Linked DNA regions of Homo sapiens: region 2 is linked to region 1. A link is a loop called in an ENCODE intact Hi-C map of the cell type or tissue named here. Cell type or tissue: GM12878. All regions are shown on one strand. Links, peaks and the distances in the headings refer to the core of each region. The heading gives the core; the rest is flanking DNA.

The links. A loop is a pair of places that touch in the nucleus more often than their neighbours do. Peaks named below come from ENCODE experiments on the same cell type or tissue, not always from the same donor. Only the 100,000 strongest peaks of a DNase experiment are listed, where the experiment ranks them.
Region 2: it touches region 1 in a loop (4-fold over the local background); 1 of 110 quality-filtered maps calls a loop at or near these places.

What each region holds. Positions count from the first base shown.
Region 1 is chr3:175,263,476-175,280,366 of GRCh38, forward strand. All of the region lies in intron 4 of NAALADL2 (N-acetylated alpha-linked acidic dipeptidase like 2), which reads left to right. NAALADL2-AS2 (NAALADL2 antisense RNA 2) reads right to left here and starts at 7,621. Exons shown (of 3, transcript NR_046713.1): 1 at 7,582-7,621. In GM12878, for the core only: no CTCF peak of the experiment used is centred there; a DNase peak (open chromatin) is centred at 10,776; H3K4me3 peaks cover 3,041 bases; H3K27ac peaks cover 4,218 bases.
Region 2 is chr3:175,479,558-175,496,448 of GRCh38, forward strand. The region is part of intron 9 of NAALADL2 (N-acetylated alpha-linked acidic dipeptidase like 2); the gene reads left to right. Among named protein-coding and RNA genes, the nearest start is that of MIR4789, 120 kb to the left of the region's middle. In GM12878, for the core only: no CTCF peak of the experiment used is centred there; DNase peaks (open chromatin) are centred at 6,914 and 10,038; H3K27ac peaks cover 339 bases.

The DNA of each region.
Region 1 (16,891 bases), core at 5,921-13,920:
GCATGTGTTTTGCCTACATGAAAATATAATTTAATTGTACTTTTGAACCATTTGAAAATTACGACATCATAGCAAATGGCATCATGTATCAGAAGGTTGATTTTCGCATATTTCTTATTGTAATATAGTTAGCATTCATAATCCCCATGTATGTATACAAAGTTAACAATATTAAATAAAGGTGCTGAGCATCTTGTTTTTCCTAATTAAATGTTATAAATTAAACAAAGTAAAATAGCAAGGAAGAGAGAGAGAAAACAGTGATGGAGAGATGAAGAAAAGAAGGGAGGAAGGGAAAGAAACAGCAGCTAATCCCTTCTATACAGTTCGCCCCCTAAAAGTACCCATGTTTCAGAAATATTTATATATATATTATATAGTACTCTAAAATTTAAAACAGTAAGCTCTAGCTATATTTTGGTCTAAACTGTTGGGCAATTACTTGGGCTTATCAATATAGATATCTGCTGTGGTGCTTTGTGGTAATACTGACCTCTTCTTTCACATTTCAGCTTTTCCCTCTTCCTCTGTATCTCGTTTAAAATGTCCATTTTTCCTCCTGTTGATAAGCTTCACAGCCCTTCCAATCTTCTGTACTGCTATCTGCTCAACTTGTAACTCATTTTAAATAGTGAAACACAGCATTGCAGGATGCAAGAATGGGAGAAACAAGCTCAATTTCAAGCTCTTCTACTTCATAGTTATGTGATCATAGAATTATTACTGAACCCCACTAAAGTCACACAAGTTTTTTCTTATTTTTTATTTTTTGGTTTTCAAAATCTCTACATTGATGACAAAAATACTCTCAATTCATAAGGTTGTGTGAAGATTAAATCTGAAAATGCATGCATGATAAATTCTTAATAAATATTAACTTTTATATATGAAGCCCTTAATATCTGTATGAGGTTCTAAAGAGAAAGGGCATGAATTTAATGATGGAGAAGTGTGACAGCTCACTCAAACATGCAAACCTAAACTGAAGATAATAATATACTTAATAAATCCATTACAGACAAAGTATTAGTCTCTCAAGACTGCACCTTTGTGTTATTCAGCACTAAGGATTGTGTTGGTGCTTTGTAGCGTAATTTGATCTTTGAGTTAAACAGAAAAAAAACTGAAGTCTTCAAATTGTTTTTGTGGAATAAAACAGATATAAATAAATGAATAAATTAATGTTAAAAATAAATATAACTTGACTTTAAATTATGGAGAAATATAAATAATGTCATAAGATGGTACATGCTTTAGATTTTTACATCCTTCAGTGTTTATTTTTATGCATATACTTTTTATTAAGGTGATGAAATTATATAATATTAGAAAAACAATATTTTTAAAAATTAGAAGTATATTACATTTATAGAATAGTTTTATTCTAATACACATTTTAATTTATTTTCCAAAGTTGAGATATCAAGTATGGTTCCCAAAAACCATATCACAAAATTGTGAATATCGTGTAATAGCCTACATCATAAAGTTGTGAAAAATAATTGAAATAATATAATACATGTAAGTACTCAACACAATGCCTGGCACATACTAAACATTCATCGAAAGTCAGCTGACATTTAATTTAATCATATGGAAAGATTTTATCAAGAACTATATTTTCTCCTTGGATTATATTTTCCTAGTGGTTACTATTCTATGGACTCAAAATGTAAGTTTTGTCATTTGCTAAATGGTAGAACCCCTGCTCTGTTTGTTTTAAGTTGAAACTCAGGACTTCAAGGCTTAGATTTATTTCCGGAATGGTTATGACATTGAAATTCTAGTTCATTGTTTTCTTATGTATTTCAGTTTACAATATCCTAAAACTGACTTTGTGATTTAGCATAGTTACTTTCATTTCTGCATTGATATTTCATAGGTAAGATGGTGCTTAAGAAACAAACAAATAAATAAACCCTTAATTCTATACCAATAGAGTTTTAAAAGAATTAACTTGAGGTCTAATTATTAGTCACTATATATATGGCTCTAAGTTCTCGCTCATTTTCTCTTTTTGTCTGACTGTCTCTTGATAAATATTGCTTAATTATTATTACTATCTTGCTTAAGAACACATTGCTAAGGAGCATTAGGCAGCAGTTTGAATTTTACTATCTGTTACTATAAAATATGTGGAGGCAGAATTAAATTACTTTTGGAAGGAAACATTATTGGAAATTTAATATCTGTTTGGGAAAAAAATACTTCTCCCTAAAACTTTTGTAATTAAAATTATAACTGCCCAACGTATATGGTTTTGAAATCAATCAATGTCTTATTTTTATAACAAATTAGCCTGTAATAAGCTATAAAAACTTAAATCTATACAAACAGAAAATATTTTCAATTGAACTTTGAAAACAATATGCACTCAATAAAATATTATTTTAATAAGTAACTGCTAATATATGTTAATTTATTATCCTCATGAATATTCATTAAATTGCTTTTTAACTGAAAATATATATTTGCTGTATTTATGCAAACACTATTGGGTTTATAGATCATATATATTATAGTTAAGAATAAAGCTTTTGTAGTTTTAATATCGAGCAGTTAAAAAAAGCCTTTATATTGCAGGTAAAAAAGGTACTTCTTATTTACTAGATTTGCATTTCAAAATTTCATTAAGTCTATGTAATTTTATTTTGTATATTTTCTCTCATATTGCATTTTAGAATACACCCGGTAATCTCATTTATTTTAAATATCTTATGAATTTTCCTAAATTAATATATTCATAGTTACTTGAATATTATAACCATCTAACATCTTAATTATTTAAATATTTTAATCATCTAATATTTAAATTTAAACATACAACACAAAATTTTAATCAATATTGGAATAATTTTACATTTTAAATCAATTTTTTATTAAAAAATTAGGAAAGGTCAGATTATATAATCTAGAAATATACATAGTACAATAGAAGACTTAAATTTTGCCTAATATTCATAATTAAGGAAGAACCACCAGAAAATCCTTTAGATAAAGTTATATTTATTCTTCAAGATTTAGTTCTAATTTCCCTTTTGTTTCAATCTAAATCTCATTACTTTGTTAGCTTGTTAAAATGACTATTCCCTACCATTCAGTGAAGAGCTAGTGTGCTTGGGCTTCATAAGTAGATAAAATACTCCTATTAAACTCCTTTTATAATTCTTATACAAAGATAATTTTCAGGAAGTTGTAGGGTAAATTTCGTCATATATAAACATGAGTCATAGAATGAAATTCAGAAATAACTCTTATAGTTCCAACAAGCCATGCTTGCCTAACATTTTTCCAATACCCACATTAATGATTGTCTTAATATAACTTCTTTGTTTATAATAATAATAGCATATCAATAATTAAATAATAGTACAACCTGGTGAAGGTATTATGGATATTAAAACACCTGTGATATAATCCAATATTGTATTCCTGTTCTGTTAAAAAGGACAATTTTGATACTTTGCTTTGTCTTACATTTTGGCTATTATCAAACCTTATGATTGGTTTTATAAATTTTAAAAGTTCAAAGCTTTCTTAGCTTTAGAGTAAAACTAGTAAAAAAAAAAAAGTGTGCTAATTGATCAATTAAAATTCAATTGGCCCTTCTTCCAATTATACTATTAATATAACAGGCAGGCAAGCATTGTTGTAGCTATTTCAAATCTTTCCTTACTGAGAAGTTTTCTGTGACTTCTACAGAAGGTTATAGGCAAAACATATATAAAAGTATTTTCCTTGTGGTTTTAAGAAAATCTTATTATGAATCACTAAATACGTAGGATTTTTCCTTTGTTTTGAGTGGCTTTATAAATTGTGTGCTCTAATTGATTATAAAACATGTAGCTCCAATCCAGTTTAAAAATAAGGAACACACCCTAATAAGGCAAATGCTTAGTTGTACCCAATTAAGTAATTTATTTTTTTTACCTCTGCATTCAGCTTTATAAAAACCCTCTGTTCACATTGCTAACTCAGAGCTCCCCAAACCTTCTTCAGTTTTGAGTAATGCCTGACTCATAGATCCTTTTATGCTCAAATAAACTCTGTTAAATTTATTTTGTCTAAAGTTTTTCTTTTTAAAAAGACAGTTTATATCAGGATAATACTAATTTAGTATGCTTCACATTGGAAAATGGGTGAGAATATAATATCTGGGGTGATGGGAGTGGGGGCAAAAAGAGGTACCTAGAGACATTCTTTACAGTTCTGACATGAGTGGTCTTCATGTGTACATTTGCATCACGTGTACATGAGAGGTCTCCCTGTCCACATTTGTTTATACTTAAAATGAATTTCCAACCTCACATCCCATGAGTAGAGAATCTGAACAATTATATGGGATTTGAGTCCCAGCTCTACTATTTAATTGCTGTAAGTCAGTGGTCAAACTTTTTAAACATTCTAAGACTTCATTTTGTCCTTGTAAAACCAGTGTAATGATAGTGTTGTCTTCATATCACCTAGCCTTTAGTAAATGCTCAATAAACATTTATTATATTGTTATTGTTTTGTAACCATGGTAAGGAACAGTTCCTACTTTCACTGAAGGTGTTTTAAAACATAGTTACTTGAATAATACAGGCATGCATCACTTAACAAAGGGGATACATTCTCAGAAATGCCTCATTAGATGATTTCGTTGTTGTTGTTGGTGTTGTGCTGGTATCATGGAGTGTACTTAGACAAACTTAGATGGTGTAGCCTACTGCGTATCTAGTCTATAAGGTATAGCCTATTGCTCCCAGAATACAGATATTGCCATGCTGAATACTGCAGGCAATTATAATGTAGTAGTAAGTATTTGTGTATCTAAACATCTCTAAACATAGAAAAAGTACAGTAAAAATATGATATAAGAGACAAAAACTGGTATACCTGTATAGGGCACTTAGCGTCAGTAGAGCTTGCAGGACTGGAAGTTGCTCTAGGTGTCAGTGAGTGAGTGGTGGGTGAATGTGAAGGCCTAGGACCTTATTAAACACTACTGTAGACTTTATAAACACTTTACAATTAGACTACAGTATATTTGTTTACAAATATTTTTCTTTTTAATAATAAATTAATCTTATGTTACTATAGCTTTTTTACTTTATGAACTTTTTACTTTTTTAAACTGTTCAACTCTTGTAATTAACACTTAGCTTAAAACGCATTGCACACCTGACAAAAATATTTTTGTTTATATCCTTGTTCTATAGAAGTCCTTTTCTATTTTTAAAATTTTATTTATTGTTTTATTTTTTAAACTTTTTGGTTAAAAACTAAGAAACACAGACACTTTAGCCAAGGCCTACACAGGGTCTGGATCAGTATCACTGTCTTCCACCTCCATGTCTTGTCCCACTGGAAGTTTTTCAGGGACAGTAACATGCATGGAGCTGTCATCTCCTATGATAACAATACCTTCTTCTGAAATGCCTCCTGAAAGATCTGACTTGAGGTTGTTTTACAGTTAACTATTTAATTTTTTTTTTTTTTTTGAGACGGTCTCCCTCTGTCACCCAGGCTGAAATGCAGTGGCATGATCTCAGCTCACTACAACCTCTGTCTCCCAGGTTCAAGCGATCCTCTTGCCTCAGCCTCCCAAGTAGCTAGGATTACAGATGTGTGCCACCATGCCTGACTAATATTTGTATTTTCAGTAGAGACGGGATTTCACCATGTTGACCGGGCTGGTCTTGAACTCCTAGCCTCAAGTGATCCATTCCCCTCAGCCTCCCAAAATGCTGAGATTACAGGTGTGAGCCACAGCACCTGACCAAAATTTATTTTATATATAAGTAGGAGAAGTACACTCTAAAATAGCAAAAATATACATAGTATAGTAAATACACAAACCACTAATATAGTTGATTATTATCAAGTGTGTACATAATTGCATGTGCTATACTTTTATACAATTGGCAGGGCAGTAAGTTTGTTGACAGCAGCATCACCACAAACATGTAAGTAATATGTTGCACTACAACGTTAGGACACTCTGATGTCACTTGCTGATAGGAAAATTTCAGCTCCGTTATAATCTTACGTGACCGCTGTTGTGTACGGGATCATTCCTTGACCAAAATGACCTGTGCGGAGCCACGACTTTGTCTGTATGACGCTAGTTTACTTTCAGATACACACTCTCAGGTAAACACTCCTTATCTTCCTAAAAATTCCTGTATAAGTAGGATGGTCACTGCTGTATGGTAAGTAACTGCTTCTCAGGGAGTTTGAATGTCTTATCCAATGTTGTACATTTATTTTTCAGAGAGCTAGTGCTGTTATTCCAAACCTAGGGCTCTTTATGATCCTCGCAGTTTGTTTATTTATTTGTGTTTATGAATAAATATTTAAGATAGCTTCTCTCAGTATTAGCACCATTGTGCCTTCAATCATGGTTCTTTACTACCAAACAAATATGTTTTCAGATTACTTTCACATGGTTCAGAATGAGAGAGATACACAGAGAAAGATAAAGGAAATGTAAGAAAATTAATAACTGGTGAAGTCAGGTAATAAATATGTGAGAATTTATCATACTATATTTTTCATTTCTATTAAAATCCTTAAAATAAAAATTTTCAAAATAAATAAATGTGGGGGGAAAAGCAGCCAGGATTCCCAACAACTGCCTGAAAATGCCTCTAACCATTTTAGCATTAATTTAGCTTATTTGCTTCCCCCATGGGAGCTGATTGAGTGGTTACAATACATGCTTTCAATTTGGACAAGATTTCTCATTTATGTGGAGAGTGTTTCAGTCCACTTCTGCCCTTAGTCAATCAAGCATACTAATCAGAGGATTCAGACTCACCAATTTAGCTGTCCAAAGCCCAACTTGACTTAAGGGGTGAAAAATATCACTTGATATTCTCCCTGCAGAGTATGGTAAAAATCAACTAGTAGGTTGGATATGGTCATTACGGTTAAATCACTCTTCATCCAAACTGACTGATTTTTTATATTTTTATCAGATTACTGACAGCCAGGGAGACATAGCCTCAGGCACCTAAACAAAAGAATGCTGAATGTGAATTGCTGTTGAATTTGTTCCCAACCAGAGTGCTGGTGAAACCACAGGGCAATTGTATATCGGAGCTCATTTATTATGAGCAAAGAGTTCTCATTAACTTCTCCGGGAAAATGTTGCCATTAAATCTTATCTTGAATGAGAAGAATTTGTAACTTGAAAATGTTTATGAATATTTCATAAGAATCGTCTTAGGGTGCGTGCTTGTGTGTGATAGCCTGGCAAAGGTTGACAGATATGTGGAATACTGTAATGACTTGATGGATGCATATGGAATGTTTAATGGAAAAAGTGAAAAGTGCCTGCTGGGCCTCTGTAAACCTCTTCCAGTATAGTACTGATTTTACTGTGCTGTCAACAAAATCCTCACAAAAAGAAATAGTTTGTGAGTAAATGAATTGAAAATGACAGGATTATTTTATTGCACTAAATAGGCCTATAAGAAATATGTTTGGGATTAAGGGTTAGTTTTTCATTCTGTATTTATTTTTATTAAAACACATTTTAAAAATTCATATATGTATAAAGGAGTTCTTAATGAATAGGCATGCACATTTACTTACTGCTTTGATGTCTCAAAATCCCTGAGGAATTTCACCAAGTTTCACAGTAACAGGGGGATATGAGTAGTTTGGCAATAGAGCAGCAAAGTCTATGAGAATCATAAGGATATCAAAGAAGAAAACAAAAGTTACTGATTTAATCTTAGAGAAAGAAAAAGATATACAAAAGTGGAAAAATAATTTTTTCCCAAGCATTGTTTATTGGTAGATTATCAAGTTTGGTTTGGTTTGCTCTATTTTAAAATGATAGAATAAATTTAGAAATAGATTTAAAAAAAATTGATGGATTAGGAAAACGTGAATTATTTAATTGAGAGTTTTTAAATCTGTTACAAAAAAAGCCTGAGAAGAAAGTCAAGCACAGTCTTCATGCACATGAAAGAGTATTTGTGGGTTATAAAATTAGGACCTTTTCCAATTTTTGCAAAAGTTAAAGCTATAAAATAGGCACTTAGGCCGGTGTGGTGGCTCACATCTGTAATCCCAGCACTTTGGCAGGCCGAGGTGGGTGGATCACCTGAGGTCAGGAGCTCGAGACCAGCCTGGCCAAGATGGTGAAACCCCATTTCTACTAAAAATACAAAAATTCGCCGGGTGTGGTGGCGCACGCCTGTAATCCCAGCTACTCAGGAGGCTGAGACAGGGCAATCATTTGAACAAGGGGGGAGGCAGAGGTTGCAGTGAGCCGAGGTCGTGCCACTGCACTCCTGCCTGGGTGACAGAGTGAGACTTCGTCTCAAAGTAAATTAAATTAAATTAAAAAGCCGCCACTTAAATTGTGCAAAGTATATTAAGATTACCCATAAATAATCTTATAAAATAAGACTGATTAAATACTGGAAAAACTTCCAAAGATGGCTGTCCCTGTCTGTTTTTAGAAATTCTAGAATATCTAATGAATTATATAATATTTCCTGATTCCTTTTAAAATTAATTAGGTATATTTAGTATATGTTGCATACTAGCCATCCACCCTTCTCTTTAGATCACGTTAGCCCCTGGTAAGAAGAAAACTTCCAAACAAAAAGTAAGAAGCCCAGAACGTTACCACATATTAGTGATGGTTTTGTGACCTAAGAGACTAAGGAGTTTGTCATTTTTAGACATCGATGGACTAATTCAATTCATTCCAGTAAGAGAGAAGATGTTAGACATTTTCATTTAACTTATGGCAAATTCTATACTTTTTAAAAAATCTGCTCCAGAAATGCATCTGTCTAACAAGCATCTTTATTTAAAAGAAACAAAGAAAATTTTGTTGGTATTTTGTTAAGAAAATGAGTTTATCATATTAAACTCCCAAGAAAATTATGTGAAGTGAGTATTATTCTTTATTTTAAAAATGAGGACTGTGTAGGTCTCAAGGAATCTTTGTGACAGAGTTAAGATTAATTGGTTTAGTGGAACTGATTACCATAGACCCTGATTTCTGTTAATAGCCATGTTTATCATCTTAATGTGAAATTTGCTTTAAGCAATTTATTCAATCACACAAATGTATGATGCATTGAACCGGCTACATTTGACATCAGATAAATATTGAGGTTTGAGAGGCTCACTTATGCTATAATATGTCACCCCAGGTACAGCCCTCTCTATCCCACAAAATAGTTTAAATTATTATTTTTTAATGTAGACAATAAATTTGAAAAGATTTGAAAATCATATAATATACTTCCCATTTCTCATATCAAATGAGATAATTCTGGGTCTACAAAAACCTGAAGCTGTAGGTTATTTAATCTGTTATCTTGGGTTATTTATCTGACTTAAGGTAAGGAACCTGATATTTTACTTTTAAGTATAACCTTTTCTAATAGAAGGGAAAATCAAAGATTAAAATAGTTGTAGCAAAAATAAATATAATTATGGCAATATAGCAATAACATATTAATGGCAATAATAACATGCAGATAAACTACAAATCAAGATAAAAGGAACAAAATCCGATTTATATTTAATCTTGAGTATTTTTCATTGATGTACTAAATATTTAGTCCATTTAAAATCAAGTTTATGTAATTTTAGAGTCCTATTTAATTATTTTAATATATGTTTCATTTCTAATTGCAAAACATTAGGTTTCATGGAAGCAACATTATTTATAATTTGCCTCTAGGTTTATGAATATATATGAACATGAATGCTTATTGTAGGTTGCAATATAAGTGTTTCATAGAATGCTGCAGTTGTTTGTGTATTTATGTTCTCTTACAATTTATCTCCACACATATGCCTACAGACATGACAAATTGACCTTCCTTATTCACCAGATATTAATTTGGTAGCATATTTGCAAGTAACCAAGGCAATTTATCTTTCTACAAGTATTTCATTTTAAAGTGTTCTATTATAATGAAAATATCTTATTCTGAACCAATACCAAGGATTTTTCAATTGCTACTCTAGGTTACCTTCCATGTTAGTATCTTCCATTCTTCATTCATTTAGTAAAGATTACCAACAGAGTTTATGTATTATACGTTCTTAAATTTAATACTAGAAATTAAATACTTAAATACTTTAATTCTTCGATTTTAAGATAATAAAAAGGTAAAACTTGCAAAAATCAAATTGTTGTTTAAGGAAATAGAAAAAAAATGACAATTTATTCTCTTTTAACCCTAACGTAAGAGTATTTCATAAAGAATATGTGTGTGCATGTGTGTGTGTGTGCGTGTGTGTGTGTGTGTTAAATTATATTTTAACCACATTTTGTTTTAGATATACATCTATTATGGATAAATAGGTGGTTTTTATTATTTTCTCCTTTTTGCATTTTGGTTTATTCAAAGTAACTTACAAAAGAACATGCATTGCTGTTACAGTTTTTAAATTTTTTAACAAATTAAAATCGTTAAGTTTCTTAAATAAGAGACATTTCTTTGTTTTTTTTCAATGTTTTAAGTAAACTGTTTTTTGATTAATGCAGTTAAGTAGAAATGTTTCACAAAATATGAATAATAGCATATAATTTTGTATTAATCTGTTCTCATACTGCTAATAAAGAATAGGCTGGGTAATTTATTTATAAAAGGGGTTTAATTGACTCACTGTTCCACGTGGCTGGGGAGGCCTCACAATCAAGGCAGATGGCGAAGGGGAAGCAAGACACGTCTTTGTGGCAGCAGGCAAGAAGGTGTGTGCAGGGGAACTGCCCTTTTATAGAACAGTCAGATCTCATGAGACTTATTCATTATCATGAGAACAGCATGGGAAAATCCCACGTCCATGATACAGTTACCTCCCAAGGGCTTCCTCCCACGACACGTGGGGATTATTACAATTCAAGGTGAGATTTGAACAAACCATATCACATTACAACAAAAAACTACCTGACAGTAAAATAAATACATATTACATAGACAGTCTTTTACATTTCAAACTTTAATGTCAGTCAACTATTCAGCAGCTAAATAGTCAAATTTCAAAACATTAGTGAGCTATGTGCACTTCTTTATTTTGTTTTAACATGCCCCAGTTTGCTTCTTCCTTTCAGAATGCTCAGCCTATCAGAATTAACCAGTGAGAAAAGGGAACCTAGTGCTCAATGGCTTGGGCTCTGGAGTCAGTCATTTTGGGTCTTTAATCATTGCTCAACCTATGACCTTAAGAAAATTACTTCACCTACAAGTTCATTTATTCCTTTGTAAAATTAATATAATAATATTTTCCACAAAGTGTTCAGTTAGTGAATTGAAGGTGAGCTACCTCTTCAAGATAACAGAAGCCCTTTGTCTCAAGCAAGGGTAGGTGAACTGGGCCCATATTTTTTACATATTTAGAGTTATATTTTCATTTTATTGACATAGTTATTCTTTTCCTGCTCTTGAAGATATTTCACAAAAAGGCGTTATTCCCTTAATTGAGAAAAAAACTTGTCAGGAAGACAAATACTACAAAGTAAACACTCATGAATTCTAAGAGGTATAATGTGAAACACCAGCTATTTCTGACTCATTATTTCACCTTATTATCTGAATTGTTCTTCAGTGCTCAGGTACTTTTTACTGACTAAAGTTAACTCTGAATTTTGGTGGTAGTAAAGATATGTTGGCACTGTAGAAGTTTTTCTAGTATCATGAGATAGCCAGAGTACAATGGGGGGTAGAAATAAAATGTGAAAATCAAAGGCCCATTCCAATTTTATTTAAATAGATATTTGCCCATTAAAGACATACAAAAAGTAAACCCAGACAATTTCTAAGAATGTCCATCCTAATAGCTTGATAAAGAATATATATTCATATAGAATAAGTGACTTTCTTAATGTTTTTAGGATTTCTTAATGTTTTTAGGATGATCTTAAGATTCTTAAAAATTAATCAAGACTTTTTTTTCTTACATATTTTCAGAAAACTAAAATCTCACATGGCCTTTTCATTTATACACATCTGGACCATTTTATGTAGTTGGGCGGGCCATGCAGTTTGTATCTTATGGGGCAACATTCACAACATAGACATCAGAAATTTGTGTATTTTTAACAACCATTTACAGGCAGATGGCAGTAAACTGTCTCCTTGTAACAAAATGACTGTATTATGACAAATTTTAGCCAGATGGAAGTCAAGTGTCTTGAGGACACTTGTCTTATATGTACCTCTTGCCCATATGGTGTCTTTATGCATATTAGTAAGAGCTCAAAATTTAACCAATATAAAATGTTGACATTTTCTAACCCTAAAATGCAAAGAACAAATAGGGTAATGCATGAAAACTCTAAGTACTATCTATACCCAGGCATCCAACAAAAAATTAGTACTCATTTTATTATTATTAATATAATAATTATAATAAGTTTAAGCTTTATAATAATGATAGTAAGAAAACTCCTAAAACTATTTCCTTTTCTAAAATTCATGACCGTAACCTTATTAACCACCAGAAGTTACACCACCATGGCACTTTCATCATATAAATCATTTTAATGTTTTTTCTTCAGTCATAAACAATAAATTTCTACAAAACTATAGCCACATGAAAAAATGGCCTTATTTTTAATAAAAATTATACCCTAATGAAAATATTAACATTTATTAAAAAATTTCTATAAGCTAAGTATACATAAGAACATCATGAAGTAAAAAAAAAATTATGATAAAGTACTTTTCATCTATTATTTAAACAGAATTAATCAATCCATTTCCAAGTTTATTCAACTCTGAAGGTCGCCATTTCTCTTTGTGGTACAATTAAAAAATAATTCTTGCCCTAAAAAGGTTTTTGTCGCTTTGCAAATTTTTTTTTTTTTTTTTTTTTGAGACGAAGCCTCGCTCTGCTGCTAGACTGGAGTGCAGCAGCGTGATCTCAGCTCACTGCAACCTCCACCTCCCAGGTTCAAACGATTCTCTTGCCTGCCTCAGCCTCCCAAGTAGCTGGGACTACAGGCATGTGCCACCACGCCTGGCTAGTTTTTTGTATTTTTACTAGAGACTGGGTTTCACCATATTAACCAGGATGGTCTCGATTTCCTGACCTTATGATCTGCCCACCTCGGCCTCCCAAAGTGCTGGGATTACAGGCGTGAGCCACCACACCCAGCCTGCAAATGTATTTCTAACCCCATAGCTTTCAGCAGCTTATGGCAAGAAAGTAATTTTCACAAGTCATGTGAAAATCACTAAGCAGAAGTGAAAACCTTTCAAATTATACTACTACCTTTATAATTGTAGTACATAGAAATAGAATGGTAAATATATACATTCTTATTTATTTTTTAAATTTTCTTCAAGATGAGATCCATTTCTTTCATTTTTCAATCTTAATAGTGCAATCAAACTAATTTGACTAATCCCATTATTCCCCAACTCACTTCACCTCACCACCTAATCCCATTCTCAATTCCAGAGGCACAAAAATATGCTAACTATTAACAGCTGGACTTAATTCTAGTCAAGAGATGTTGTCAACGTCCTTATGGCAACTCCTAGCAAAAAACACTGATAATTGAACAAAATAAAACTTACAATATGCTCACTCAGAGGCCAAGAGTATAGACATGTTGACGCCAATATATTTTAATATATTTATTAAATTGTCAGGGTTTACTTTTTGTATGTCTTTAATAGACAAATATATGTTTAAATAAAATTGGAATTGGCCTTTGATTTTCACATTTTATTTCTAGCCCCATTGCACTCTGGCTATGTTATGATACTAGAAAAACTTCTACAGTGCCAACATATCTTTACTACCCATATACGGGTACCACATACTAAAATTTTTGTTTGTTAAGATTTTAGCTCTGTTGTGTCAACAAGTGCTCATGTTTTGACTAACGTATCTGATAACGAGCAATAAACTGTATCATGAGATTATCATCAATACTTAGTTCCTAATTTATTCATTTTTGTCTTCCTGAAAGCTGTAAGGTAATGGTAATGCTGTGGATCTAAAAACCAATACGGGACAGTGAAGGACTGTGACCAATCTATTAATGTAGTTCAATGGCCAAACATCCAGAGATACCAGTGTCTTCATCTAGTAGTCTTTTATTTTCCAGTATAACCTTCATCCAACAACCAAATTTATCTTTTCTTAACATAAACCTTATTGTGTCAACCCATACTTAAAACTCTTCAATGGATTTTTTTCATCAGTAGACCATTTGGTCTTTACTGATCATAAAGACCAAAATGCTTAGAATTATTTATGAATCCTTAAATAATCTGAGATTGCATAATTCATCTTGTATAACTTCACTTCTTAGCTGCTAAAAGATACCATTTACCCTCCTATCTCAGGACATTTATCATTCTAGTTTACTTGTATCTTTCTTCTCTTCTTTTACTACTCAAATTCTGTGCTAACTACAGATCACTTACTGTTACTTTCTTAGACAATGCTTCCCTGATCCCACAGAATATTTCAAGCCTCCTGCATAAATGCTGCATAGTCCCCTTTTCCTTAATAAATATCTCAGTTTATAATTTAATGCATTTGTGTAGTCTCAGCTACTCGGGAGGCTGAGGCAGGAGAATGGCGTGAACCTGGGAGGCGGAGCTTGCAGTGAGCCGAGATCGCGCCACCGCACTCCAGCCTGGGCGACAAAGCGAGACTCCGTCTCAATAATAATAATAATAATAATTTAGTGCATTTGTGTGATATTATTTGGTATATGAATTCCCTACTACATGATAAATTCATAAAGGAAGAGGTGTTGTTCATTGTTCTCCACTATTATATCTTCAGCTCTTAGCACCATGCAGTCCTTGATACACAGTAGGAGTGTCTCAAAAATTATATGTTAAATGAGTTAATAACAATGGATGCATCTAGTTGCATCTAGTTAATATACCAGAGAGAACTACCAAACCTAACTTCTATTTTCCACTCTAAAACTGCTTCCTATTTGTTCACTGAGTACCTGCGTCTAACCATGTTATTTGAAGTTCAAAAGAACAAGAGGAATCTTAGCCAGTGTATGATTAGGCAAACACTCACCATAGTGATTTTAAAATTAGAAATTTTTCCATGGTGTGTCAACTTTTTGGATGATTTGCAGCCCTTTATTTTTCCTTTTTTGCTTTTAAAGTGTTCCTTATAAAAAGTTCTTTTCTGGTGAGAAAGTGACTTTGGACTCTACCAGTTGGCATACTTATGTGATATGATTTAAATGCATTCCTTTCCACAAACCTATTTTTAAGGTAGGTAGCATTATGTTCACTGTGCAGGTCGATAAACTGAGGGAGGGCCTCAGTGGTTAATTATATTGCAAACGCACTGTTTAATAAGTGGCAGAACTTAGAGAGTTGGAATCCAGGACTTGAAAATGCATGCTTTTTCTTATTCCAAGTTGTAGTGATTCCATCTATGTATCCAGGGAAACTTATGAAATATTTGTCTGTAGGACTATCATCTTACAATGCAACTTCCCTAAAAGTTAGATTATATTTTTGTTGTGCTATTTGGTGTAATAGGTCTACATTCTAGATGAAGTGAGCATACGGTTTTTTCTCTTGCAAAAGTTCACTTTGTGTATCCTTCATTTCAGAAGAGTTTATTTTCAAGCATGTGCAAATCTACCAGAGCAATTAGAGCTGTATTTTGTTCAAAGAAGTAGATGGATCACCAGACTTACTCCCTACAAGTAATGCGCCTGACAGTGACAAGTCAGATGCAAAAGGAACTCTCAATCTTGGATTCATTTTATATGGGACCCTAGGGCAAGTGGGTATTTAATCTGGACTAACTGAAGACATTTATCCTTATCGTTGCCAAGGTACTTATTGAAATTACTAAAATATTCTAGCAACGGCTCTAGGAAAAGAAAACCTGTCCTACCATCTGAAAGGATTTACTGCTCATGATTCTGCCTGAAAGATAAACCACCTTAATGTGGATTTTAATGACAGTTTTCATTTTGGATTCACATGTAGAGTGCTGATGCTTTTGGTTGAAAATATACCTTTAATTAAAAACATGAGGTTTTTTTTTTAAAAAAATCTCCATTTGGTCTAAAACACATAGTAAATCTGTAGCTTGAATTTTATTCTAGGCATAAAATCATATGTTATGTCTCTTTAAAACCACATACTTTAATTCCTAGTTCAAACCATCTGGGCTTTTTTTATGGCAGTAGATATTACATACTATTTTATTTCTTCCTGAAATTTGAAGCAGGAAGAATGATCTAGAGTGATAATGTCAGGAAGGCCAGCATGATTTTTAAAAATTGGTTCTGAATTTTCCAACAATCGCTGAATAAGATCCTCTGCATAGTGTGTGAGTGTGTGTGTGTGTGTGTGTGTGTGTGTGTGTGTATTATTAATAAAGATGTAAACTGCAGGCTGCACTGAAGAAAAATATATGGGTATGGGAATTATTCACTGAATAGATAAGCACTTCCCTAGAATTTTAGAAGCAAAAATGCCATGCAAATTTATGTTAAGAAATTGTGTGAATAGGATTTTCTCTTTTCTTTCTTGATGGAATAAATAAACTGGAAAGTTGTCTTTTCCTTTCACTCCACTTTAAAAAAAAAAACAGTTTTAAATATACCCTTGGATTTAGAGAAGATCCTGGGAAACAGCACCCACATTCATCTGTTTATTTCTTGGTAGGCATCTGATCTTCCTGGAACTGAAAAGATAAGGAATTTCTGTTTCTTCTTGCCATTCCACTAGCTAGCCAAGTTTCTATTCTTTCTAGTTCTTCAATTTTATATCGATTTCCTTTTTCTCAATGTAATCATTTCCTCCATTTACACCTTTGATTTAAATGTTTCCTAGTTTTTTAAAATAAAGTCTATTTTGAAAAGACCAAGGAGAAGGCAGTTTACTGCCCCTCCTTCCCTTACCAAAATCCT
Region 2 (16,891 bases), core at 3,713-11,712, 210 kb after region 1:
ATCTTCACTTTGATAATGAATTTTTCAAATGTCAAGATCCACAATTTGCATTTTTCAGTGCAAATACACTTTTTCAGAAGCACAACTCTATATACAGTGCTGATAAGGCTTGAAGGCACTGATTACTCCTTCCCTTTGATCTGGAATTTCACCTGCAAATTTATAGCCTTAAGTGTCTTATAACCTGACATGAATCTCTCCATAGTTACTACTACTAACTGTATTTTTAGTTGCAAAATTATAATTTTAAGGTGAGAATTATGAAATAAATTGAGCAGCAGAACATTAAGCTATTTTAATCCTGAAAAAACAGTTCTCCTAAGGGCCATGGATAGTAATTTTATGTATGTCTTCAAGGTTTACAGAAACAATTTCAATTCAGCCTAAGGAAGAATTCTCAGATAGGAAGAATTACCTTCAGGTGCTCAAACACTGCACTGATGTAGGGAAGAGGAAGTGAATATTTTTATGGATGACTGCTTTAGTCAACATTTATTTATAAAGTAATTCATTCATAAATTCATCTTTTATTTGTGTTTGTTTGTTTAGCTTTTATAATATATAAAAGAGCCTATAATTTATTTCTAGGTGCCTCTGGTTTCTAGGCTAAGAGCTTTCATATTTATAGTTTATCTATATTGTGCCTTAACAAATTCTGGCTCTAAATCTACAAGCCATATACGATAAACATTGGTGGAATACAAGAAACCATGAAAATTTTAGGTCTAGTGTTAATGTTTACAACTCTTTTCTGAGACTGTATAACCACATAAACATAGCGCATTGTTGTAGACATATATCAATGGCAACCATCTCATCCACAAGCAACTCTAACTCATTTGTCTTCTGTAATCAATGGTAACTCCAGAAGGAGTTTAAGATGGCAGTAGCCTGGATTGAAATAGACATGATGTAGTGAGGTTTAGGGAGAAAAATCTGTTTTAGAATCATAGCATCAAAAGTAGTATTCTATTCCACAGCACCCTTTTTCAAGTAAAGTAATCCAGAATTATTTACTTTGAAATTTCAGAATCTAAATGAAAGGTATTAATTTATCAATTATGTTTTACATAAAGTTGTCAACCTTGAAATAAAATAGTTTTTTCTGGCTTTATACAGACTTCTAAAATATTAATCAGATTTCAGTAATATTCAGTAGGTAATCATAGGATCCAAAAATAATAAGGTATTGTACAATCCCTAAATAAGGTGGGCTGCTGCTCTAGTTTGATAAAGATTCACAAGGGTGATTGACATTTTCACTTTAACCTAGAATTTAAATAAAAGAACTATGTATATTAGAAAATAGCTCCTTGAGAACTAACATAGCTCCTTTTATTATCTTATCCTGCTCTTTGTAAAAAGTGTATAAACTATACATGGGCAAAAAGAAAAACATAATTCGTCACCTATAATTTTACTATCCAGAGAGAAACACTGAGAACATTTTTTCTTTGTGTAATGCATGCAGATTATGTCGTTACCTAAAGGGAAATGCGATCTGTAATTTTTTCCTTTTAAAATACTATAAGTAGCTGCTATTTTTTAAAAAAGCAGTATTATCATTGGTACATAAGTGAATGTAGATGAACAATATATGGGAATTCATTGTAATATACTTACAACTCTTTTGTAGGTTTGAATTGTTTTTGAAAATAAAAATGGCCAATTAATGTATGTGTATTATTATATAGCTATATTGCCTTTACTAACCAATTCATTTTCTTTAACATTTATATACATTTCAAAGATTTCTTTGTCATTACTAACAATGCCACTGTGTGTGTGTGTGTGTGTGTGTGTGTGTGTATATAGCTGTGTCTACATACTCTTTTCCCTTTTCAATTAGGAAGCTTGGGGAACAAAAAGCTACTGCTTCAAAATGCTGACTCTAGGACCACAGCACCATAAATTGATAGGTATTTGGAGCAACTTCACTCGTGCTGGTGTAAAATGGCGCCATCCCTTGAAAAAATGGTTTGACTATTTTTTATAAAGACAAACATATATCAGTCATATTACTCAACAGTCACAAGTCTAGGTATTTATCCAAGAGAAATGAAAATACATTATACAACAACATACACAAGCATGTTCAGGACAGCTTTATTCATAATAGCCCAAACAACCTAAATGTCTATCAGGAGGAAAACAGATAAATTGTCCCGTGGTTTACTCATATAATGAAATACTACCTAGCAATAAAAAAGAATAGTCTATTGGCAGATACAGCATCATGGGTTAATTGCAAAACCTTGTGACTTGCAAAAGAATCTAGACACAGAACTATATATTATACAATTACATTTATGAAAAGTCCTAGAACTAACCTACGGTAAAAGAAATCGGTATTTACTTCTGGATTGGAGTGCCATTAGATATAAACTTTAATACATGTATATTCAGTGTATCTCCAGAAAAAAATTCATCTTTCAAAAGTTCCAACTCATGCCTAGAGACACAAAAACTTATCATTGCACTGAGGCGAAGCTTACAGTACTATTGGGAAAAAAAATATTAAAAGTTATTCACTTTTCAATAAGAAAAAAATTGGAGAAACTAAAATATACTTATCTAAGGGATACATATTAGCCAACATCCAGAAAAATCTCAGCATGAATGTTAAAGTAATCATTAGATTCTAAGTCTGCTAAAATTACTATAATTTTATATTCAGTGAATTCTTCAGTTTGCACAGGGGGCTCCTTAAATCTGAAGTTTTCAAGAGGCTGCTGTTGACTATTAAATTTCCAATGACCAAGTGTATCTCAAAAGATAAAACCACATAAATTGTTAGCTTCAAATATGGAACCGTAGACTGCAGATGTAGAGATTATTTCATCAAAAGCTTTTTAAGTAACTAAAGCCTTGGTTTATGGTGCGGTCTTTTAATCTGTCAGTGTCTTTAAAAGCATTTATTATTACAATATAACTTCCAGCTCCCTTTGAGAAAATCTTTCATCATGACGTGTAAGTTATCATTTGTATATGTTCAGAAATATCTTCTCAAAAGATCTTCTCATCATGTTCACAATTCACACAGATTTCTAAAAAATAGTTTTTCATACAGACCCATTGCTTCATTAAAAGTAGTTAATTCATGTCTATGTTTTCTCTAACCTACTAATTTTGTTGAGATTATCTCTCCCTTTCAGCTTACAAAATAATAGTAAATTTAGGACACATTAATACTCTATCTGGATAATATTCTGATATTGGTCTGGAAAATTTATGAGGGAAGGATAGTAGAAATTTAACATAATCTTTTGAGATTAACACTTGATACTCTTACTTATTTTCTGGACATTTAGTAATTTCCTTAAACTTTTTACTAGATGTGGGGAATTAACTTTTGTTTGTAAGTGTCCTATCTGCTCATTCCAACAACGTCTTTTGGACAGGAACACCTGTTAGTTGAGTCCACTTCATTCAAATAAACATACCTGTTCCTTAAAATAAACATACCTGAATAAAAGGTCTGAATTTCACAAATGCACAAAATCACTACTTGAGAAATAAACCTACCTAGGGTGTGATACTAATTTAGCAAAACTTTTATATATCAAATTGCTGTGTTATATATAATAACATATATTTTCAACCTCTGTATCCTAATAATTGCATCTTATTCTATTAAAGATATATACAGGAAGTTTATGGAGATATGTTGGAGGAAAAAAGAGTCATTAAGTCTTTAGAAAGCATGCACATAGTAAGCTATGTGCCAGGCATAAAACAGATTTAATTGCAATTGACTTTACTTTTTGGCTTTTTTTTTTTTTTTAACTTTCCTTTTCTCCTTTTCCTGACCCTTTAAACATCTTTTTTCCTGACTTCTTTGCTAATATTTTTTTCTTATTTTTCTATTTATTTTTCTTCCTTTCAAGGTACTTATCAAGTGCTTGTACCTAATATGTCTCCTAATCTATCATTTAATTTTTTTCCACTTCTATTAATATTTTTTTTGTAACTGAATTTGACCTCAAGTCAGCCATGCTCAGGGCTAGAACTTCAATAATGTTTGGTTTTCATAGTCATCTCAAGGGAATGCATTTGGTGTTCAGGACTAGGTTGCAGAGGACCGTTGACTCAAACACAGATGTCCCATGTTAAAAGCAATGGGCTACTGGTTACTGGTTTGGGTAAGAAATTAATTGAATGTGTGCTTGGGTGATTAAAAGTCTCAGCATTGGGTACTGAAAGCAGTGCAGACATTTCACTGAGAAGAATAGAAGGGAAAATAAGTATTAGTTTGACGCAAACGTAATTGCTGGTTTTGCCATTACTAATATTTAGTGAGCATGTGCACCCCAGGTCCTGTACTAAATACATCTTTATATATTATTGATTATTATATTGTTTTCTGGAAGCAGGCTAACCTCACATTTTTTAAGCAGCTAGTCCTGGAAGCAGAGTAAAGTTATGACCAACTGAATCTCTTAGTCAAACAGATAACTAAAGAGCAACACAGTTTAGTAGAAGGACCACTTCAAAGTCAAATACTTTATTTGGGCAAGGGCTGAAATTATAAGAAAAACCATACAGATAAATACCATTTACCATGAATAGTGTACCCAGGTGTACCAAAAGTAAAATGTTTCCTCTTACTTTGAAAGTTTATCTGTTAGGAAAACACATTTAGAAAAAAATGTATTAGTTACATTTATAATATATACATATTTGTTAAAACAGTTCACGGTTTATTTGAGCAGCATTATAATCAGTATTTTCAAATCACTGAAAATATCTGTTTTTGAAAGTATCTCTTAAAAGAAATAATTATTTGCGAATGCTATGTAAGTAACATAAATCATGTTTACAAGATACCTTTTAATCATTATAAAATTGCTGTCAACATAGTTAAAATGCCACTGTATGGATATTGTATGTTTCAAACTAAGTATGCTATATAGTCATTTACTGTTGCCATTAATTCTAAGAAAATAACATAAGTCAACTCACTTTCTTTAATAAAGAAAATAAATTATGTTTTAATAATGTCAAAATCATTCTTAAAATACTATAGTAGGGAAGCATTTTATAATGTACCCAGTAAAATATGTACAGGGATATATGTCATTTCACAGACATTTTGTTTATATAAATTGATTTAGTGTTGATTAGACTTGAGGCTAATGAGGCCAAGACTTGCTAAAAGCTGTAGTTAACGACTGCATTATCGATAGCAAATTACATTGGTTAAATTAGCAACCTTACCCAGGAGCATGAACACTTGATCTTTTTTTCTTTGCTTTTTTGTCACATGGAAACAAGAAGTGAAAGCTTGACTATGTGTTTCTCTGTTAAGACAACAGAACTGTTACTTGCTGTTCTTATCAGTGTGCTCTTTGCCTGTGTACACTAGTTTTTAGTGGAAGTATAGCTGCCAGTTGCCTTAATACTTCCTGGGCTTTCCCAACTGTATTGGTTAAGAATGGGTAACAGTAAGAATGCAGGGATCACAAGATTTGTATATGAATGTATATCTAGAAAAAGTGATCCTGGTTTAACAATGTATTGGCTTTGTAATACCTTGACTATTGCTTAACCTCTCTTAGCTTCAGTTTTGTTTCATCTTTCTATAAAATAGGAACAATAATACTCATGTTGTTGCTATGTACTGAATGTTTGTGTTTCCACAAAATTCAAATGTTAAAACCTGATTCCTCAATGTGATGGTGTTTGGAAGTGGGACTTTTGGGAGGTAATTAGCTCATGATGGTGATGCTCACATAATGGGGTCAGAGTCTGAATTAGGTAGGATTCTCCACAGCGACAAAACTAATAGGATATACATATATAGGAAAGGGAGTTTATTAAGGAGAATTCACTCACACGATCACAAGGTATTAGTCCCACAATAGGCTGTCCGTAAGCTGAAGAGCAAGGAAGCCAGTAGTGGCTCAGTGGGAGTCCCAAAACCTCAAAAGTAGGGGAGCTAACCATGCAGCCTTCAGTCTGTGGCTGCAGGTCTGAGAGCCTCTGGAAAACCACTGGTCTAAGTCCAAGAGTCCAAAAGCCACAGAACCTGGAACCTGATGTTCAATGGCAGGAATCATCCAGCAGGGGAGAAAGATGAAGGCTGGAAGACTCAGCAAGTTAGCTTTTCCACCTTCATCTTCCTGCTTTTTCTAGCTACGCTGACAGCCACTGGATGGTGCCCATCCAGATTAAGGCTGGGTCTGGCTCTCCCAGTCCACTGACTCAAATGTTAATCTCCTTTGGCAACACCCTCACAGACACACCCAGAAACAATACTTTGCATCCTTCAATGCAATCATGTTGACACTTAATATTAACCGTCACAGAGCTCTTAGAAGAAGAGACAGGAAAGAACTTGCTTTTCCTCTTTGTTCTCTGCCATGTGAGGATACAATGAAGTGACAGCTATCTGTGGACCAGGAGATGGGCTGACAACAAAACTCTAACCATGTTGGCACCCTGATTTCAGAGTTCCAGCCTTTCAGAACTGTGAGAAATACACATTGGTTGCTCAATCTGCCCAGTTTATGGTATTCTATTATAGCAGCCTGAACTGACTAAGACACTTGTCTTACCTACTTCAAAAAGTTGTTCTGAAAATCAAGAGATTTTGTCAAAAGCAAGTTTAAATATTGCAAAACATATAAACCTTATTTTTCCACTGCAAGACTACATCATATCTGAAGTACAGTCAAAAGGGAATAACATATTACCTTTATCCTGCTCCTCAAAACAGAGTGCAAGTATCCTAGACTTCCCAAATCTCTTTTTCTGGGACGGGACAGGCTAAAAAGAAGGCTCACCTCTAGGACTCATGGAGTCTAATCCTCACTACGTAGTCTCTAGTTCCACTTCCCTTCACTGAAGCTCGTCTCTTAGTGACTCAAAGGACGTTTGTTACCCAGTTAGCATTTCTCTCTCTATTCCTTCAGCAATTTTGGCTTCACCAATGATAAATTTTGTGTTTTGAAACTCCACATTCATACTTCTGACTTCTGTTTTTCGTCATCTTCAGGCTGTGTGTGAACTTACACCCCCAAATCTCTGGAGCTATCATTCTTAAATAGCTTCACAAAGAGAGAGGCCCCACTCGCTCTCTAGAATGAAACTTTTTAAATGTGGCAAAATTTCTCTTGGAGGCTGATTTAGAAACGATATGAGTGCCATAACACAGATTACTATATGAAATGTTTTTTTTTCTTTTCAGTCTTCTGTGCGATATCAGGCACCTTAACTCTCACTCAGTTGTTTAGGACAAAGACCTTGGAGACCTCTTTCACTCCTCTCTTTATCTCATACCACTTGTACATTTCAGTGGGAAGTCCTATTGGCTCTCTGTCAGCCTACAGCCAGGATGCAACTGTATCTTGCCACCTTCTCTCCCTCCACTCTTATCCCATCTAAGATGATTTCAGTAGCCTTTTAACCACTTTCCTCCCCTTTGCCCCATACAACCCATTCTCAGCAAAGTAGCCAGTTATCCTTGAAGACTTAAGTCAGATCATTCTGTGCCCTTTCTCTCATTTCACTTAGAGTAAAAGCCAAAGTCCTTATAATGGCCGGAGAGGCCCTGCAAAACCTGGCCTTCTTACTTGACTGACCCTATCTACTACTCTCCCCTTTGCTCACTCTGTTGCCATTGTGATTTTTCACAGCGAGACCCACCTCATCTACCTTCTGTAATTTGCAATCCCCACTGCACCCAAGCACTACCAAATCCCTTACCCTGTACTATCATAGCACGTATAATATTCTATGTAATCTACTTATTGACTGTTTCTGTCAGTCCCTCCTTCTAGGATGTAAAGCACAGGAGGACACTGAGGCATAGTTGTCTGTTTTGTACTCTGATGTATTCCTGAAACCTAAATGTGTATCTGGTACTTAGTGGGTTCTAAAGTAATTATTCTACAAATGAACATAATTTATTTGCCCATCCAAAGCACTATCCATGAACTAAGAGCAGATTTCTGTGTTTCTTCCTCCAGGAACCTTAGTTCCAGGTTTGATGATTAGTCCTCAGTATATCCACAGAGCTCTTATATGAAGAGAATTCTTCCTCTTCTAACACACATAATAACCTATGAAGATATTAAATATTTTGCCCCTTTCTGGAGTCCAATCCACATATCATTATAAGTTTTCAGAATTATTAGTACAATGTCTTCTTAAATAAATGCAAACAGTGTCTGAACAACTTAATGTAAAGATACATTGTAGTAGAAAAATTTACTTGGAAGACTGTGTGTATGTAGCAGAAAATGTGTCTAATCCAGATATGGTAAGTAACTTCTTGACAAGGCATAGGATGTCTGCCATTCCCAGGTTTGCTAGAAATGCATGTTTTTAAATTATTTCCTTTACTGTATATCTATCAAAGAACTATGTAGTCTGGGAAAGACTGGCACCAATTTAAGTAAGGGGATTAATAGGCCAAAACAAAGCAAACACTACTGAAATGGAAATGCCAAGAGGAAAAGTGACATGATAAAGCTGACATTATTGAAATGGAAAACAGTGTAGAGTTTAATAGCATGAATAGCTGAGATATTCTCTTGTCAGAAAAAACATTGCCCTTCATTGAAATACTTCAACTTTTGTTTAATTCTACATCAAAGATGTTTCTTTGAATGTTTGACATAATTAGTAATTTCTCTTGTTATTCTTTCAAAAGAAATTGAACAAAGATTGTGGGCACACATAATATGAGTTAGAGGACAAGCACGAATTAGTTTGAAGACCTAGACCTTTATTTACTCTAGTGTTGAGTCTAGCTATAATCTAGAACATGTAGACAATATGATGACCAACAAGCATTCTATTACTTGACTAAAATTTGTGGGATATGTTAAGCATTACTCAGAAATAATTTCTATGCCAGCTTTTCCATTTGTCTGGTGTGTAGGTGCTGGGATGTGTGTGTGCACACATACGTGCACATTCATCTATGTGTAAATTAAAACATTCATTAAATGTGATTTTTCTTAAATTTGAATTTTTAAAGTTTCTCTCAAAACCAACAAGTTAATGAGTAATAAAGTGTTTTCCCCCCTCACATGTTCTAATTTTACTTTCAAGTAGATCTGAGGTTAGAGAAACTGAACTGATTGTGAGATTAAATGTTTACCTTTGAGATTGTGCTAAGGCCATACTTCACATGCCTGCTCCATAGAATTCCATTTTTCTACTGATAAGTTATTGGAAAAGGATGCAATAAAACATAAATTTTATGAAAACGTGTTTGTACTTAGACCAGAATCCCTTCCAGGACATCCCCGGCTTGACTAGAAGAGGCTGGAAGATTTAGTCATGTAGAATAACACTATCACTGGTTATAAGCCAGATATATAATAAAAAGCCAATCTGAATAGCTGGTGACAGTGGTTATTGGCATGAGCATGAAATGGCTGATGGATTTCCCTGTGGATGGCAGCCATGGCAGCAGTTGCTGGGGCTTAACAGACCAGGATTTCATCTTAACATCCAGAAATAAAATAAAAACTGCTATTGAGGAAGAATGAAAAATTACGTTTATCAAAGTGATTGCTTTTGTGGATAAGTATTTACGCTGACCCTAAAACTTCAAATAAAACTAAGGGTAGCATAAAAAGATATTACACAAATATTTAGAAAAATATATTAAAGGAATATTTTGACAAGGCAATTAAGTAATACTATTATATTAAAAAAAATTCACACCTATGATCTCAAAGAAGAATGGGTTATAGTTAGGGAAGCATAATGAAAATCAAGCAACATATTTTATTATTTTATATTTGGTTGCATGGATTGATTAATTAAAAATAGTTAAATTGGTATATGGTGTTCATAGCCATGTATAGAATGAAGCCTGTTCTCATTACCCATATTCCAGAATATTAGAAAGGGGAGGAAATGCCACGGCAAACAAATAAGGCAGATGTTTCCTCAAGTCATTCTGATTCAAAAGAGAAAGACCTAAGTTGTTAGCATATGAAATTTTAAAAGCTTGACAATTCTAGATAAAACTTTTCAGTTCTGGATCACTGATCTGAAACCAACAGATGTCATGTCATAAGAAAGTAAAACTCATTACCATAGTGTCTTATGTGAAATAGGGTAATTCTCAGTTATTTTCCCAAGAGTAGAAATGACCATGCATGCTATTAATTTTTAGAAGTAAGCTAAGTTTGCAATTTGTTGAGTGAAAACAATTAAGTTAGATGGGATACACAGTCTTCTACTCCTTGTAGAAGAGACTTCTTTTGAGTCTTCTACTCCAAAACCAAATATACTCTCATTTTAAAAATAAAGCATTATTCCTTATGAAACTACTGTAAGTAGAAGTAATAGTCTCTACATTAGTATATGACAATCGACATTTTTGCTTTTAATCTACTCCCTTTCTTTTAGGAAAGTAACACCTAGATTTTTCTTGGTACCCATACCCTCCTCCGTTTTTAGCCAGATGATATGGGTAGATTGTCCTGACCCTCACTTCTAAAGGTGGGTCCTACTTGACTTAATCATCGCGGCCCATCTCTCTGTCAACAATGATCAGTTCATGGATGGACACATTACAAAAACAGAGCCAATGAGGTAGTGAGATGTTGACTGCCTTTCAGGAAATAGGAGTTTTTCTGTTTCCTTTGAGAGTGCTGGGAAAGATAGCCCTTCTTTGCTGTAATGGTGTGAAGATAGGTCAGAGAGACAGAGAGGTATTAAGTCCTTGATGATAACCTTTAAGTTGCTAGATCAATTCTTGCCCACTTTAGAGTTTCTATTAAGAAAGTAATGAATTCTCTTTATTGTTTTAATGAATCTTTTTCCTCGCTTAAAACATAAGTATCTATTTGTTTTTTTGTTGTTGTTGTTTGTTTGTTTTTGAGACAGAGTCTCACTCTGTCACCCTGGCTGGAGTGCAGTGGCAGGATCTCAGCTCACTGCAAGCTCTGCCTCCCGGGTTCACACCATTCTCCTGCCTCAGCCTCCCGAGTAGCTGGGACTACAGGCACCCGCCACCACGCCTGGCTAGTTTTTTTTTTTTTTTGTATTTTTACTAGAGACATGGTTTCACCGTGTTAGCCAGGATGGTCTTGATCTCCTGACCTCGTGATCTGCCAGTCTCGGCCTCCCAAAGTGCTGGGATTACAGGCGTGAGCCACCGCGCCGGACCATAAGTAACTATTTGTATGGAAAGTACCATCAGAAGCAGGATGGTAGCAATAATAGACCCTAAATGTGGGAGTGGATGAATTGGAAAGTTACAACGAAAGAAAATGGAGATCCCCTCTTCCCCACCAAACAGGGAGGTAGGCAATCCGTGGAACATCATAGCCAAATAGCTGGGTTAATTATTACCTTATAGTTAGGAATTCAAACCAAGACTATGCACTTGAGGTACGAGATTTTAGAAAATTTTAGAATGTTGATATATAATGACTATATCTTATAGCCTTCAAATAAGGTTACTTTGAACAATTGAACACAAGGATGGATAGAGACTTTTTTTAAAACATTTAAATTCCTTTCCAGCAGCAGCATTCAGATAAGTCTGTCCAAGCTCTAAGAACATTCAATGGCTGCCACTTCCAACACCCCAGAGCTGCAACATTTCTTTCTTTTTTTTTTTCTGTCAGGAAATATTTTATTGTCCTATAAAATAGTATTTTATTGTCCTATAAATATAATAAAATAAATATTATTTTATTGTCCTATAAATATAATACAATAAATATTATTTTATTGTTCTATAAAATATTATTGTCCAATTGTTTATTGACTTGAATTTTTTTGTTTTCATTGGATTTTATTTATATTGAATCTATAGTAAATTTTGTCTCCCCACTTTTCAATCTGTGTATTTGTCTTCTGTGCTTATCTAAAGCTTCTTAATAGTTTGTCTTTTGAGTATGCCTTTATGTGTTTTAAATTTTTATATAGTTGAGCTTTTAAACTTTTGCTATTGTTAAGAGACTAACTTTGGGATTAAGTTTGTCACAGCTGAAAGTTTAAAAATCATTCCCGATATATGTTTCTAGTTATTTACTGTTTCATTTATATGAAATTTGATTTTTGAAGAATAGAATTATTTTCCACATTGTTATACTTATTAGTTGTGGACAAGGCACACTGAAATGTACTACACTATAAAATATCCTTATGGAACAAGACTTTCTAACTGGTAGGCCATGCCACCCTGCCACGCTACACATGAGGATTACCTGAGAGGCTATAGAGAGCTTGCAGCTGTCAGCACCTACAATCTATCTCCATCTGTGGGCATACACCAACATTTATAGCAATGATACAAATGTTATCAGTTTTTGTGTGCCATAAAATGGAAAAAAGACTGAGAATCACCTTTTACTAAAATTATGATCGGAATAATTTGCAAATGAAACTCAAAAAAAGACTCAGAAAAAATACTTTTGATATTTTCTGACCTCAGCAAGGTTATCCATTGCTTAGAATGGGTCCACCATGCAAGGTCATAATTGAACCTCTGGGTAAAGCTCTGTAGCAGTTACAAAAGTACAAATATCAGACTTACAAATTGTTCAATACAGGCATATAATAAGAATTTTTTCAAAAGAATTTCCACGGTAAAATGTTCTTTTTAGTTTTGACATGAGAAAATGCTGCCTCTTAATGTGGAATAATACTGTTTATCTCTTACAGTTGAACTCTACATCAAAAGTTTTTCCTTCCACAACTCCTTTTAGTTCAGCATGATTGGACTCAATTGCTGCTCATTCTTTAGTGTATGGAGTAGTCAATCAGGCAGCTCTGAAAAGTGCTGAAATGAAGCCCTTGAAGTTGAATTTGAGGCTTTGAGAGACAGGATACTTTTCATCTGCATTCCCACTTTTATCATTGTCCTTAAAGTATCTTAGAAAGAAAGACATTAAGATATATGGAGTATAAAATGCTAATCAGGTAAGATGATAAGTGCCATTCAAAGGGAGAGATGAAACCCACATAATGGATCTTGATTATGAATATCTGATAGTTGTGCCAACAACTAGTGCCTTTGGCAGGGAAACAGTACCCGGAGCGAAGCCTGTACCCATTTTTCCATGACAATTCCAAGCATTAATAGATCGTTCACATTCATTTAACCCATTATGTAATTCACATACAAGTGAATTACTAAAGCACACACATATTCATATACAAATGTAAATTATATGTGTTCATCTATACGTAAACATCTGTATAGGTATATACATATACAGCTGTGTAAATATTATTCCACTAATTTTAAATAACACCTTTAGAAATAATTACTGGATGATAAGAAAACCATCTAGTCCCCTTTATTTTCATAACTACGTGACTGATATCTAGAACATATGGCTCTTTCTTCCATTAAAAACATCTTCTAGCTCTTTTCACCATTAAGCGTGTTATAAATATGCTTTTATTTACCTGGAAAATAGGTTCATGATACATTTTTAAAGTGAAAAATTATGTTTATAACAGATATTTATGTGTACATATGTTAATGTGCATAACTTATGTACACATATCTTTCTGTATATTTATATTCATATAAATATGTATGTATTTATACATACGTATACACACATATAAATGTTGATAACTAAATGCTGAATGCACTTAAATGATAACAGTGGGGTCATGGAGTTTTTGATGGTTTTCTTCTTATTTCACACTTTCCTCTATTTTCTGAATTTGATAGTAAGCACATTAATTTTATCATCAGAAAATATAATAAATCTTTTTATTTGAGAAAGGAATATGAAGAGCCACTCTTTCTAGCAACCTCGCGTTTGTATAATTTGGATTTACCTTCTCTTGAAAACAAGACTGAAGTTGTCAAAACTGTAGTAAAATAGGGATCATCCAATGCTATAAAAATGTGCTCCCCTCTTAAGGAAACATAATAGGTAAAACATTCATCTCTTACACATGTTAACTATTTACTGCTCAAGTTAATCCAAGCTCAATTCTCATATTACACCAGCTCACCGGAAAGCAACATAAGTTAATCATTTAACTTTGCCCTGCACAATATTTCTTGTACAAAACTTCAGTTGACATTATGCCTGTGAAAACTGCATATTTTAACCAAAAGACAGCTCAAGGCAACTTAACTTTGGTCTGTGTAGCATTTCCCTTACCAAACATTATTATCTATGTCTTTTCCCAAGGGTCGATGTCTATAATAGTCACCGGTATAACAAATGCAACTGTTTTTTCAATCTGCTAGTACAAGTATTGTCATTATGTTGTTTTGCATTTCTTTTTGGATGCCTTATTAAAAACTATTGTCGGAACTCTTAAATAATAGACATACACATACACACAGTGAAAGCTGTACTATCTGTGGAGTCTTCTTATTTCCCTAGGAGCTGGGAAGCTCAGATACCAGTTTGAGAACTAAGTAGGATTAGCTTGGATGTATTGGTGTAATTTCATCCTCTCTATCTTGTTTGTAACATACAAGGCTTAAAAAATGTTGTCTCATGTTAAAAATATTACATACTTCTTGTATACAAATTTTAAAATGAAGAGAAACATGCAAAAAATATAATTGTTTATAAGCTCACCATTTTGGAAATTATACTGTGAGTTTTATCTCAATGTATATTTATTTATATGTATATTTTGCTTCTCATAAACCTTTTACATACTATATATAAACAACCTGATTTTTACTTAATATATTAACTATTTTCCCATGTTATTAATTAATATTCTATAATTTGTGATGTCTACATATTTTGAAGCATTTAAACCATTTTAATTTTTCTGTTACAATATGGTGATAAACATGCATGCATACAGAAGCATTTCTAGCAATTAGAATCCCAGAGTAACAATGTCTGTTTATTTTTAGGAATTTAACACTATGGGAATCTTTAAAATAAACCTGTAGCTTCAGGAGATCAAGGAAATTATACATTCCCTGTCTGACTCGAGTTCCTAGGGAGACTTACAAACTTTCAACAGCTCTGAGATCACTCATAAGCTGGAAATGAATGGAAGGTCAGTTTCTTCAGTTCTAGTTACCAGTATCATCTCAGAGTATAGCATAAGTTCAGTATATTCCGACTCTCCAGAATCCATGCTTTTTCGTTATGAAAAAGCACAGGAAAACTGTTCTACACTGATGTGACTAATACCCACAGGTACCGATTTCCAATCGGTACCTAGGACACGTCTTTAAATACTATGGACCTATCGTCTGCTGTCCCTTACCATCGGGTATCGCAGGCCTTCATACATATATGTGTGCTTTTTTCTCACTGTAGTATTTTGAAGATTTTAAGTACAATATCTTTTTAGTTGGTCTGTCTTTTCCAGAGCAAGAGGCTTTTGATATGCAATGCATATTGTGACTAGAAATCTATAACTGACTTCTCCAAATTCCTTATTTTTTCAAGATTTGCAGTATTTTCTCTCCTGAAATATTCTATTGTCCTGCTTCAGTCTGGAACAATTGCTTACTAAGACTGTTGCACAGTTATCATCCTGGGATTTCTCATTGCTGCTCTTCTGTTTTGGACCATCTGTATAAGCAATCCCATATATATATATATATATATTTTTTTTTAATTTTAGATTATTTCTAGATCATGCTGGAGCACATCAAAGAGTAGCTTCCAAAGTATGCAAATATCATATATTTATTGAATTCTTAAGTGTCCAAACATCTTTAATTTTGCTCCTACCTGTGATTATTAATTTGATTTCATATATAATCTTGGTTGAAAATTATGTTCTGTCAGAATTTTTTGTCATAGGTCTGGTAATATTTTTATTTGTTCAACTTAAGATAAGGCTCACTCCATCCTGCACTATGCCTGATGTTGATGAATGCCAAGTCATTGTACTATGTCCAATTCATTCAGAGAAGAACCTCTGCATGAAACGGGGACTAAGAGTAGCAGAGGTGTTAACTCTTCATGTTTAGACTTTCAACTTACTTCTAGGTTGATGCAAAAGTAATTGCGGTTTTTGCAATTACTTTTGCACCAACCTAATCTTTTCTGAATCATGTTTCACTTTCTTCCTGTGCTGTCAGGGGGCCTTCAAGTTCTGAGGCTGTCTTGAACTTCTGCTTAGTGAATTGAATCTCTTTGCTTGTACCCTCTGCACACACTTTATCGTCATTTCCTTACCCCAGATGAATCATTTACCACTTACTTCCCCATGTTCTATCTCTTCTATTGATGCCTCTTCTCTTCTCCTCTGTGTTTTTGAGAGTCTATAATTGTTTATATTCTACTCTTTTCTTTTTATTTTAATTGTGTCTAAGGAGGAAGGTTAATCACAAATGTGATTAACCTGCCATTTTTTTTTAGAAAACGGTTTTATGTTACTTTCAGTCACCCAAACATTTCATCCAGTGTGCTAGTTAATAGCTGCTCCTAGATTTTACTTCTTCCAATTATATATTTTATTTATGACTCGACAACTTCTTTACATGATGTAACCTAATTCATCCCTCCATTTATTCAAGTGCCATCTACTCTAATGTGACAAAACATGTCTGACACCCATTTGTACCTGTGGCAGACATATTTATACTTGGAAGCCTGTGTCACAGTCATTAATATGAGATAATGCAAATAGTAAGTAAATTTAAATATTAAAACAAGATACAATGTATTTAGATCACAAAATAAGTAGATGCCAGTAAAATTCACACCAGAATTCACAGTTTGTCTGAGATTACAGGTTAAATGTCTTTTGTAATTATAGTTTGTTGAGATTTCAGCAACTTTAAGACTTGTATTATATTTTGCTATTGTTTGTGATTTATCATGTCTTTTAATTTATATTCTATTATATCTTTAAAAGTTAGACAATTTATGTTTATCTTTTTTATTTTAAAAAAATAAATTTTCTCTACCCATATATTTTATATATTATCATTTATATAAAATTATTATTTCAA